Linked DNA regions of Mus musculus: all the other regions are linked to region 1. A link is a loop called in an ENCODE intact Hi-C map of the cell type or tissue named here. Cell type or tissue: left cerebral cortex. All regions are shown on one strand.

Evidence for each region. Hi-C counts contacts between places; a loop is a spot of excess contacts. Peaks named below come from ENCODE experiments on the same cell type or tissue, not always from the same donor. Only the 100,000 strongest peaks of a DNase experiment are listed, where the experiment ranks them.
Region 2: it touches region 1 in a loop (3-fold over the local background); 14 of 42 quality-filtered maps call a loop at or near these places.
Region 3: a loop joins it to region 1, with 2.8 times the contacts of the local background. A loop is called at or near these places in 6 of 42 quality-filtered maps.

The regions. Positions count from the first base shown.
Region 1 is chr2:105,672,379-105,676,378 of GRCm38, forward strand. It overlaps Pax6 (paired box 6), which reads left to right and starts at 3,366. Exons shown (of 12, transcript NM_001310144.1): 1 at 3,366-3,594. RefSeq lists an enhancer at 1-155, a promoter at 2,846-3,427 and a cis regulatory region at 2,846-2,980. In left cerebral cortex, no CTCF peak of the experiment used is centred here; DNase peaks (open chromatin) are centred at 2,365, 3,045 and 3,940; H3K4me3 peaks cover 1,871 bases; H3K27ac peaks cover 983 bases.
Region 2 is chr2:105,902,990-105,906,989 of GRCm38, forward strand. It overlaps Elp4 (elongator acetyltransferase complex subunit 4), which reads right to left and starts at 1,575. Exons shown (of 10, transcript NM_023876.4): 1 at 1,280-1,575. The coding sequence starts at 1,499. Immp1l (IMP1 inner mitochondrial membrane peptidase-like (S. cerevisiae)) reads left to right here and starts at 1,649. Exons shown (of 7, transcript NM_028260.2): 1 at 1,649-1,741. In left cerebral cortex, no CTCF peak of the experiment used is centred here; DNase peaks (open chromatin) are centred at 1,591 and 2,078; H3K4me3 peaks cover 1,832 bases; H3K27ac peaks cover 942 bases.
Region 3 is chr2:106,001,475-106,005,474 of GRCm38, forward strand. It overlaps Dnajc24 (DnaJ heat shock protein family (Hsp40) member C24), which reads right to left and starts at 2,075. Exons shown (of 5, transcript NM_026992.3): 1 at 1,620-2,075; 2 at 455-601. The coding sequence starts at 562. In left cerebral cortex, a CTCF peak has its summit at 1,746; a DNase peak (open chromatin) is centred at 1,815; H3K4me3 peaks cover 1,644 bases; H3K27ac peaks cover 827 bases.

The sequences.
Region 1 (4,000 bases):
AGAGAACTGGGCACTTCTTTGCCTCGCCAGGGGCCGCTCTCGGGACAGAGACTAAATGCGGTGGGTACAGGCTACCAGGGACTGTTGGGAGTGATTCTGAAGGGGCCTCCTACTTTCGCATCCATGATGGTTAGAGAGGTTCTGAACACCGTCGGGCAAACCTCGATGCCCCCAGCGCCACTCTACACCACGAGCTTTCAGTTACCCGGCCAGAGGAAAACCCGTCCTCGCACGGGTCAGAGGGTAGAACGGAGGAAAGAGTAGCAGAGTAGTAGTGAAAGGCAGCGGGGGTCGGGGGGGGGGCGCCTAAAATGCAGCTTCGCCAGCCTTTCTATTCTAACACTAACACTGGAGGACAAGCGAAATGGGCCTCCGACGGGTTGAAAGCCTCAGTTAAAATGGCGACCCGAGCGTTGTCTCCGTTTTACTAGTGCCTTGCACCTTGGTTTTAGCCTCCCTCCTTCCAGGTCTCTTCCCGACAGCAGGTGCTTGGCAGAAAAGATGATTCACCAAGGACAGGCAGAGAGAGAGAGAGAGAGAGAGAGAGAGAGAGAGAGAGAGAGAGAGAGAGTAGGAAGGGAGGGAGGGAGAGAGAGAGAGGAGAGAGAGAGAGAGAGAGAGAGAGAGAGAGAGAGAGAGAGAGAGATCCTGGCTCTCATCCCTTTCCTTAAACTTTAGAAACTTTGCCTCTTTCTGTTCCTCAGCTCCCCTCCCCAAATATTGACACACTAGAGCAGCCAAGTCCTTTCTGTTTCTTGTTTGTGCAGTTTCCAACAGTCCCACCCGAAGCCCCCATCCCCACCCAATGACGTCAGCGGCATTCATGCCAGGCTCCTAGCTTCTTCTGATTTTTTTGTTAAAACTTTTCTCTGAGGTGAGATGGGGGTTGTGGGTGGGAGAAGGGGCTGATTGAAAGAGCCAGTGCCCTGGGGGGAAATAGCAACAAGATTATGGCTGCCTCTTTCTTAGGCAAAGCTTAAGAGGGTGCTAATCCACTGGGTTGCTAATTGAGAGGTTGTAAAAATGATATTCGCCGCCTCCAATTGGGACAGTCGCTGGGCACCCCCCCCCCTCATCTTGCTTCTTTAATGCTTGCTTGAGATGTAAAAGGGGAGAAAAGGAGAATGCTGACTTCTCTGATCTGGAACTTGGACTTCAGGCAGGACTTCCTGGGAACCTCTGAAAGTCCCGGTCCTACGAAATCTTTCACTGGAGGCCGCCAACTGCAGCAGTGGCACCACCTTCTTAGCCTCTGGCCAGTGTTTCCTTCTAGCTCCGATCCAGTGCCTTAGGTCCTCCAGAGTGAGCCCAGCTAGTCAGCCACCTTTCCCAAGCTGAGGAGATGAGCAGTTTGTGCTAACCCACCTCTGGCTCGGGTTACGGAAGGCCTCTTCTGTCCCCGGAACTCTGCTAAGGCTCCTTGGGTCCTTATTGCTGGGCCCCAGGCAAGGGCTAGACTAGGATGTCCAAATCAGGCTCAGAGGCAGCCTGCAGCGTCCATCTGGCTCCAACTCCCATGGGGATTCATCAGCGCAGCCTGCCAGAGATCAACTGAGTGAGCAGACTACTGCTGGACGCTGACTTTCGGTTCTTTCCCTAAGTCAAAAAAAAAAAAAAAAAAAATCAAAGGCTTCGATGGTGGCTTTCGGCCTCCTTGCCTGATCTTTGCCAACCCCACTTCCCTTTGCTGGGTTCTGAGTGTGTTCCGGATCTCAGGCCTTCTACTTCTCGGCTCCAAGGCCCGCAGGCTGCGAGATAGCTCCGGACAGCTCAGGACAAGGCGGCTGCCTGCTCCCCTGTCACCTAAACTGCAGACTCCAAGGGACGTCTTTGGAGTGTACTGAGGTGTATCCTAATGTCCGGCATTCAACAAATGGACTTCTGGTGTGTGGTCAGGAGGGAAAAGCCATTTACTTACTGTCCTCGCCGTTTTTCTGGCAACAGTTGAAGGGGAATTGCCTCCGTGGACTGAGCTGACCCAAGAGAAGGGAGTCTTGGCGGGGATACATAAGCACCACACACAGATAACCGGTTCCTCACAACGACACACGTTGACACACCAAGAAAGCCGGCGAGGACACACACTTGCAGAATCTCTCCCAGCATTGGTCAAACCCCACCCCCACCCTCAGGCTTCCACTACTTCCCCTCCCCTCTTGTCTTCCCCTCCTTTCGATGGCTTGGAAAAGCAGCCGCACTTAGTCAACAAATGGCACGTGGGAGAAGTTGGAGAGTGTTTGGTGAGGACTCTTCAGAGCTTTTCACAAGAATCCTCTGTACACAAAGTAAGTGGCGTGTTTACTCGAGCCTCTCCAGGCTGGGGCAGTGCGTCCGCTCCGCTGAGCACGGCGGCTTCGGAAAGCAGAAAGAGAAGAAAATGCCAGCGGTGCGGGAGTGGGGTGGGGGGAAAATGGGCAGGCTCGGGAGGCCTGAGCTGGGGTGACCGCCGGGCCTCGCTGAGTTCTCGGCCTGGAGGCCCTCTTCGGGCCTAGGCATAGTTGTGCCACCATCGCCGGAGTGGGGGCTGCTGGGATCCAGGGACACTCCCGCCTCTTTTCTCTTGTTCCTAAAAGTCAGGTGGGCTAGAGAGCCGCCACCGCTGTACTTTGTGTCCTGGGGCCAAGGCCGAGGTGGACAAGGGGTGGGAAGTTAGGGTGAAATGGGGCGGAGCGGCAGGCCACTGTACAAGAAAGGACCTCGTAGAGATGGTGAAACTTGCTACCTCCACGGACTGAGAACCCCTGGCCCAGCTTGGGGTTACGGGGGCAGCATGCTTCCAGCTCAGAGGCCTCCATTAGACTGATCAAGTTCGCGGCCGCAGCGCTGGCCGCCGAAGCGCATGGAGCGGGAGACCTCGGCGAGCGCCAGAGCCTAGGAGCGGGGGGCCCAGCGCCGGAGAGAGAAGCCGGGACCCACCGGCAGAGCCGAAAACAAGTGTATTCATATTCAAACAAACCGACCAATTGCACCAGGCAGGGAGAGGGAGCATCCAATCGGCTGGCGCGAGGCCCCGGCGCTGCTTTGCATAAAGCAATATTTTGTGTGGGAGCGAGCGGTGCATTTGCATGTTGCGGAGTGATTAGTGGGTTTGAAAAGCGAACCGTGGCTCGGCCTCATTTCCCGCTCTGGTTCAGGCGCAGGAGGAAGTGTTTTGCTGGAGGATGATGACAGAGGTCAGGCTTCGCTAATGGGCCAGTGAGGAGCGGTGGAGGCGAGGCCGGGCGCCGGCACACACACATTAACACACTTGAGCCATCACCAATCAGCATAGGTGTGCTGGCTGCAGCCACTTCCCCACACTCTTTATCTCTCACTCTCCAGCCGCTGACAGCCCATTTTATTGTCAATCTCTGTCTTCTTCCCAGGGATCTGAGAATTGCTCTCACACACCAACCCAGCAGCGTCCGTGGAGAAAACTCTCACGAGCAACTCCTTTAAAATACCGTCATTTCAAACCGTTGTGGTCTTTAAGCAACAACAGGGGGGGGGGACCCAAACAACAAAAACCAAAAAAAAAAAAAAAAAAAAAAAAAAAGCCCTCAAAACTCTTGACAGGAGCCTTGACAACGACGAAAGAGAGGATGCCTCTTAAAGGTGAGTCCCGCTTCTTTCTTCTCAATTTCTTTATATTTCAATATCCTGGCAGGTCTCTCCCTCTCTTCTTTCCTCCCCTCTCGCCGGTCCCCTCCCCCACTGCTACGCCGGGAGAGTTGGGCCTGAGAAGTTTCCACGCAGGAGCCCAAACTTTCTACTTCCAGCGAAAGCCCGCGTCGGAGGGCGACGGTCCGCGCGAGCCACAACAGCGCGGATCTTCAGGCAGGCGGCTGGCTCTGCACCAGCGCAAGTGCGGCTGGAGCTCTCGGAGAGCAGCTAGGCTGCAGGGCGCCCCCGCAAACCGCAGCTCTCAGCTTCAGCGCCTCCAAAAGCTCGCGGTCAGCGCAAAGGGACGTAGAGGCTCCTCCGTGCCCCAGGCCGCGGAGAGCAGCCGCCGGCGATGCTT
Region 2 (4,000 bases), 230 kb after region 1:
CAGCCTGGTCTACAAAGTGAGTTCCAGGACAGCCAGGGCTACATAGAGAAACCCTGTCTCGACCCCCCCCCCCAAAAAAAAAAACCAAACCAAACCAAACAACCAACCAAACAAACAAAAAAAACCCAAAAAATTCCAGAGATGATAAGAACATATTTAAGAAACTCGGGTGGCAGGGGTCCATCCCATAATCAGCCACCAAAACCAGACACTATTGCATATGCCAGCAAGATTTTGCTGAAAGGACCCTAATATAGTTGTCTCCTCTGAGGTTATGCCAGTGCCTGGCAAATACAGAAGTGGATACTCACAGTCATCAATTGGATGGAACACAGGGCCCCCAATGGAGGAGCTAGAGAAAGTACCCAAGGAGCTGAAGGGGTCTGCAACCCTATAGGTGGAACAGCAATATGAACTAATCAGTACCCTGAGAGCTCGTGTCTCTAGCTGCATATGTAGCAGAAGATGGCCTAGTCGGCCATCACTGGAAAGAGAGGCCCATTGGACTTGCAAACTTTATATGCCCCAGTACAGGGGAATGCCAGGGCCATGAAGTGGGAGTGGGTGGGTAGGAGGGCAGGGCGGGGATAAGGGCATAGGGGACTTTTGGGATAGCATTTGAAATGTAAATGAAGAAAATATCTAATAAAAAAAATTAAAAAAAAAAAAAAGAAACTCGGGTGGGGTGTAGAACTATCTGAATACCAAGGACTGTCATTTCTTTGAGTCAACAGGCATCTTTAACATCCACTCTTTAGAACCATACCGCTCTACTATTTAAGATGAGTAGCCAGGCTGTGGGAAAGAGGGCAATACTTTCAACTTTTTCTAAAGGAACCCTTCTTTAAAACTCTAAAAAGTTTTGTGGGTTAGTCCCAGCTTTAAGCTACCCGGGGTTGGAAGGAAGGAGTCCTAAGACACCAGCAGAGGATCCTACAAGCCAATTCCTTTCCATATGTGTTTCTTTTTCAGTAGTAATCATTTTAGGGTAATGGCATGTAGGGAGTCCATGGTCATCTAGAAATGAGGTGCTGAACAGAGAAGAGTAAGGAGTCTGGGTCTTAAGGCGGGCTTAGTGCACACCTCTTGACATCTCCATGCAAGTTTCCTCCCAGTCTTCCTCTGTCAGGGCAGGTCATCCTAACCATGCTTATGAAGAAGAGAGGGAAAAAGGAAATGGGTGCGTGGGGCCGGGCCAAGCACAGGGGTGATGGGCTGCCCAGGAGTCCCTCCCCCAAGTTTCTCCTGGAACGCGCCCACATATTTATTCTGAACCGACCTAAGAGCTGGTCCAGGGCTGGGAGCCCGGTTGACACCAGCAGTTGTCCATTCCGCACCGACGGTCGCGTGCCAGCAATGGACAGCAGCCGAGGGCCCCCTCCGGGGCCCCCAGAGGCCTTGCCCTTCCTCTGGAAACTAGAGGTGCCGCCCTGACCCGCCTCGGACGCCACAGACCGGGAGCTGAGGGTACCCGCGCCGCAAGTGTCTGCCGCCGCCATCTTGAAGCTCCTACGATGACCCAATCGGAACTCTGGGAACTGGAGCGGGGGGCCTGTCAGAGCTAGCCCCAAAGTCCCGCCTACACGCCATTGGCAGCCAATAGAACTGAGATTTCCTTGCAGGTCAACCAATCGCAAGGCCTATTGCTGAAAAGTGCGGTGCGTAAAGCTGGAGGGGTGTACGCGGCCCTGGTCCGTCTGAGTCCTGGCCGAGGAACTTCTGTTGGTGTTTGGGGCCGCAGGTGGGTACCGTCCTTCGGCATTCTTGATTTGCGAGTGCCTACGTTCACGAGTTAAAAGGAAAGGAAAGAGAAGCGATTCGCCCCCAGGGCTTCTAAAGCCACTGCGAGTTGGCGCTCTCCCCTGCTGTTTAGCAGAGAGACGCCTCTTTTTGCCTCTCTCACCTCTTGGGTCTCTAAGGAAAGTTATTCCCCATCCCTACCACCCCCACCACTACCTCTCCTCGAAACCTTGATTTCCCGAATGGTTGAGCTGTCTGGACAGGAGTAACTGTGACTTCAGTGGCTGGTGAGCTCTTGGGCTTAAGGCAGTGAGAACCCAGGGTTAGGTGGGTTGGGTTAAGGTAGACTTTACTTAGAAACTTCCGTTTATGAACTTCGAGACCATTGGGCTTTCTTCCCCCACTCTCACAGACTATACCTTTCTGACAAGTCCCCGTGAGCAGCTTTTCTTAATTTTAATTAGTGTTTCTGGAAATCTCGGAGGGTCTTTCCTAAGCAGTGTGAATGGCAAGTGTTACTCTGACAACCTTGTTCACACATTTAATTGTCACTTCTCCAAAGCAGCTGCAAATAACGGAAACTACTTGAAGTTTCTCTCCCCTAAATCTGAGTGGAATTAGATGTATTTGTACCTTATTTTTCTAGTAATTTGAATCTGAATGGAGAGGGTTCCTACTACACTATGAGTTTTATTTGTGGTAGAAAAAAAACCATGTAATTCAGACCTGATTTTTTTTTTCATATGTGAACTGGAGGAGGAATTGGTTAAGTGATTTCTAGAAGACATCCAAGATAAGCAATGTTTGAACGGAAAAAGAGACCTAAGTCAATACTTGTGTCACTTAATTACTGCTGACAGTGATGGGTGATACATGATATATGGATTGATTGATTGATTCATTCATTCATTCATTCATTTATTTTGAGACAGGATCTCTCTATGTAGCCCTGTTGGTATATAACTCACAGAAGTCTGCCTGCCTTTGCCTGAGACTTACAGGTGAATGCCACCACAACACCTTTACTTACGGTTTTTTCTTTCCATTCCCTCTTTCCCTTCCTCCTTCCCACCCTTTCTTTTTTCCTGCATCATATTTGGGCTTGGGCAGGAGACTATAATCCCAAACAGTTGGAAAAGGAGAATCAGATATTCAGAGTTAGCATCAGCAAAACAAATAATAATTAAAAAAACTTCAAACAAATATAAGAGAATCATATGGGGGGGCAACAAAGTTTGTGGTTTAGCAGCACATCAACCAGAGAGATTTGATAAAGGTTGCTTGTTTTCATTTCAGATATGTCACACTGGTGACAGTAGGTACAGCACATGCCTTTATATTTTTAAGGCACTCAGATAACTGCTAAGCACTTGCTTTCTGCTTAAACCCAGTCTTGTAATTTTTATACAATCTTATAATTTTATTAAAATGGTGGATTCCTTCTCTAATAGCAAATAAAGAATTCCTATCCTAGTTCCCAGTCTTTGTAGTTTAGATGTCAAACTCCTTTTAGGCAGATAATATACTTTGTTTCTTTTGATTATCCTTTATTATTCTCCATAAAAACCCAACACCAGTTAGAGTCACAGTAGGAAATATGACAATTACTGTATATTTGTGTTTGGTCTTAAGTGGATAGCTCTGAGACCAAATAGTAAGTAATTTAGGTTTGGCAGACAATAAAATCTCTTGAATCTTCTCATCTCTTCCATGAGTAAACCATGAGACTGGCATTAATGGTTGAGCACAGCTTTGCTAGAAGCTGAAATTTAATTTCAAATACTTTTTATATGTTACATCATGGTCTTCCTTTTCCTTTGAGCCATTTAAAAGTGCCAGTTATGTGGCACTTCTTTGTGTTGCCCCACAGAAGTAAGTGGCAGCTGGAGGGTTACACAGCTGTCAGCCTGTGTGGTGGACTCTTCTATCTTTCTCTGTTCTATATACTTTATATTCTAAAACCCTTCAAGGTCTTAGTATGGTCATGCTCCTCACTGTCTCCAGTGTTTATTTATATTAGTTTAAAAAATACTATTGTTTGAGAGCAATTTTTGAAGAAATATTACTAAAGTTGTCCTTTTGAAGCAGACTCTGCTGTAGGCATGATCCTGGGGAGAGAAGACCACACAGTCTCTTTTAAGGCTACACCCCACATCCTATTGCCAAAATCTACAAGAACTTCCTAGGACTGCCATGACGAACTGACATAAACTTGGCTGTTTGCAGAAAATGTACTTTTTCAGAACATCAGAGGTACAAA
Region 3 (4,000 bases), 330 kb after region 1:
CTCCTCCATTGGGGGCCCTGTGCTCTATCCAATAGCTGACTGTGAGCATCTACTTATGTGTTTGCTAGGCCCCGGCCTACAATTTTACACATAGAATATTACACATTTCAAGTGCTCACTAGTATGGTCGTGGACAGTGGATTTCAACACTTATTAAGTAAAAACGGTTTTAGAGACCCAACATGGATTATTTCAGTCAAAATTATCTGAGACGAATAGAGAAAAGTAATCCAGGTTCTGAGAGTGAGAGAGTCAGGGGATTCTAACTCAGTCACTACCATGCTATCCCACACCTAGTCAAAATCCTTTTCCTCTACTACAAAAATGTTCAAATGAACAAACAAATATCTAGATTCCTATTGATGGAAATGTTTTGAAGCTTAAATTTCTGGTCGCACTGAAAAACAAAAAAAACTGTTTTCCCCACCATGATTTCAAATCTGAAAAGACTTACCAGTAATATGAGTTTCTGATATTTTTGTTTTAGGTCTGACATATTTGCAGATGGGTCTGCACCCAGAATGCTGTACCAATCCTTTTTGAGTGTCTGCTCCAAAGCCATCAGCGTCCTTTGACCTAGAAGGGAGCCTTCTCTGATGACCTGCAGCAGAAATGTTACAGCAATTCATTACAACCAGAATAAAGAAATATTCCTCCTAGATTCCTTACTACTTGAGTAAATTGCAAGCCCAAGAAAGTCTATATTTCCATTTTAAATGTCCCATAAATGCCATGTACAAGGATACAAGGATATAAAGATACTGAAAACCTATTAAATATTTCATGGAATATGCATATCACCTAAATAAATTTACAATGTTATAAAAAGAAATTGATAATGAGCCTGGGTGATGGATAGGCTTCTAAGAAGCGCTGACACCATTGCATACACTAGCAAGACTTTGCTGAAAGGACCCTGATATAGCTGTCACACAGAAGTGGATGCTCACAGTCAGCTATTGGATGGATCACAGGGCCCCCAATGGAGGAGCTAGAGAAAGTACCCAAGGAGCTAAAGGGGTCTGCAACCCTATAGGTGAAACAACAATATGAACTAATCAGTACCCCCCGAAGCTCTTGTCTCTAGCTGCATATGTATCAGAAGATGGCCTAGTCGGCCATCAGTGGAAAGAGAGGGCCCATTGGTCTTGCAAACTTTGTACAGGGGAACGCTAGAGCCAAGAAGTGGGAGTGGGTGGGTAGGAGAGTGTGTGTGGGGGGGGAGAGGGGTATGGGGAACTTTGGGGATAGCATTGGAAATGTAAATGAAGAAAATACCTAATTAAAATTTTAAAAAGGTATTTCTTATCTAATGGCAAAACTGGCATACAGGTGCTCACTAAACACACAGGAGCTTAATAAGTATGTATGAAACGAACAGATAAAAGGAATGGAATACCAAAGAAATGTTAAGGACATACATAGTTCCTGAATTTCCCTGGTTCGCTTCTTTCTTCTAGAGTAAAAATAAAGACGCACAAAATGACAGCACCGCACGGGCTCGGGGAAAGGGGAGTCCTCTTGCTGGGGCAAAGATCCTCACAGCCCATAAAGACGTTGCTCCCGAAGCTATGCACTCCAGGATGCCACAGTCCTCCAGACTTTAGAAACCAACTCACCCTGAAGCAGCCGCAGCTTGGCGGACACGCGGCGTCCACAGGCAGGCGTCCGCCCCACCGAGGCTGTCCCTGCTGATGCCTTCCCCTGGCTCCACACAGCGTCAGACTTATGGCGCTTCACTTTGGAGCAGGAGTCCACTTGCTGCGGCAGCCGGACGGAAAGCGGAACCCACTTTCTTTTCCGCCGGAAGTTGGAGTACAGCGGGAGTACGTTTCCAGTCGCGCCCTAGTTGTTGGTGCACATTACTGAAAGGCCCCGCCTCCAGTCCAGACGCGGCCGCTATGGTAACGCGTCGGGATTTCTGAGGTTTTGTCAACAGTGAGAGGTACGCAGAGAAATGCCTTTCCTCAATTTGCTCTAATTCTTCCTTTGCCCCGACACCACGATTGTTGCATCCCTCTACATCTCCTAAGGTGCACCTTCATCCTAGGTTCCTCTTACTTTACCTTGAGCAACTCCGGTCCTATTTGTTTATACTGGGGACGGGCAGTTGGTGATAAGGATGAGGATGGCTAACAAATTATGCCTAATAATTTCCGTTAAACCTGAACAACTGACTTAAAATATTTTTTAACTGCAAATCCTTTCCCATTTTCTATCTCTTTGTCGCTTTCGCTTCATCCCAGTGAGACAGCTGCGGAAGATGTTGCTAGAACTATTTTGTAGATGAGGAAACAAATCAAGGACAAAGGCCGGGTATATAATTATCCAGGTGTAGAAACAGCGTTCTTAACAGAATGAACTGTGCTGTTGTGTTCTGTCTCTCTCTCTCTCTCTCTCTCTCTCTCTCTCTCTCTCTCTCCCCCCCCCCCCCCCATTGTATCTGGAGATGAGAATCATCTTAGTTTTGAGACCTTAATATGATCTCCCTTGGCAATACAAAGTAGTTTTGGTGTTGCTACTTTCTTAGATGTACTTTCCCTTTTGTCTTATTTCTTCCAAATATCAATTCAAGAAGCACCAAAGATAAAATTAGGTAGGAAATATTCTAATAGGATAAATTATTTACTGTAATGAGCATTGCATGACGTAAGGAAAAACTGCAGAATGATACAGTTGACTTTAAAATCTAAATATAAAAGCACAGATTGGGTTCTCCAATGGATAGATTTTGTCATGTTTAAAGCAAAGACCATTATACAGTGGCAGGATCTAGCTTCATTCCTGGGCTTAGAAAACTATGTGTGTGAGCCTACCAAAATGCATAGTGAGTATTGTGAATCTCTCCCTGTACAATATTATAAGAAAGCCCCCATATACCTTACCTAGCCCTCAAATAATCCTTCTTGACCCTTGTCTGTATACAGAAATATGTTCAAGAAGTCCAATTTTGAGAACAAAAGTTTTGATATACTATTCCATCAGGTTATTGTGTAATTTATTTTCTTTAGCCAGTTTGTTTGATGTTTTTTCATATGAACTCACAAATGCTTTTCATTCTCATCTCCAAGAATTCTAGCATTGTGCACTAAATGAGATGAACTTTTTGCTTTATCTCCAAGGTGTCCTTGGTCAACCTAAGCTGTCAATATTTAATTGATATCATCCAATAAATACATTCTCTTTAACTTTCTCTGTTTCAAAGATGTCTTATCGGTGGTTTGCTTGGGTATGTATTCAGACACTTGAAACATTGAGTCTGGTGGTTCTGTTTCTGAAAATATATTTGGTAAAACTCACTTCTTCACAAACAACTTATTGCTGTTGTTGTGTTTAGTTCATTGAAAAAAAAAACAGATGGCTTGTCTTATAATCCAAATAATTAACATTTGAATAAACTCCTCAAGATGGCTCTGACATGGATCACTAATCATTAATTTCCATTTTAGAACAACATCATTCAATAGAAATATAGCAAACCCCAAATTCAAGCTCTATGTGAGACTTTGAAAATATTATATTTGACATCCAGAATAGTTTCATTATAAAATGGAATAATGTAAATTAGCACCTCTCAGTCTGGACTACCTATTTTCAGTTTCAATAGCCTCATATCATTAATAGCTACAACATTGAGCAAAGCAGGTTTAGAGAATGAAGTCATAACTCTTTTCCAATTGCATTGATTTTTACTGTCCATGCATTTCTATGTGTGGGTATGCCACAGAATGTGCTAGAGGTCAGAGTACAACTTATGGGCATCAGCTTTCTCCTTCTACCATGTGGGACCTGAGGACTGAACTCAGCTTGTCAGAATTGGTAGCACTTGTTTTACGTTCTGAGTTATATCTGCCTCCTAAAGTCCTAGCATTTTATTCTGGCATTAATTTACCTTCTATAGTAGTTGAATCATTAGACAGTACTTCTTTCAACTTCTATGGCAAGTTGTATAAAATACTCATTTGTAATCTTCCAATTCCGTGATGTATTATTGTCTCTA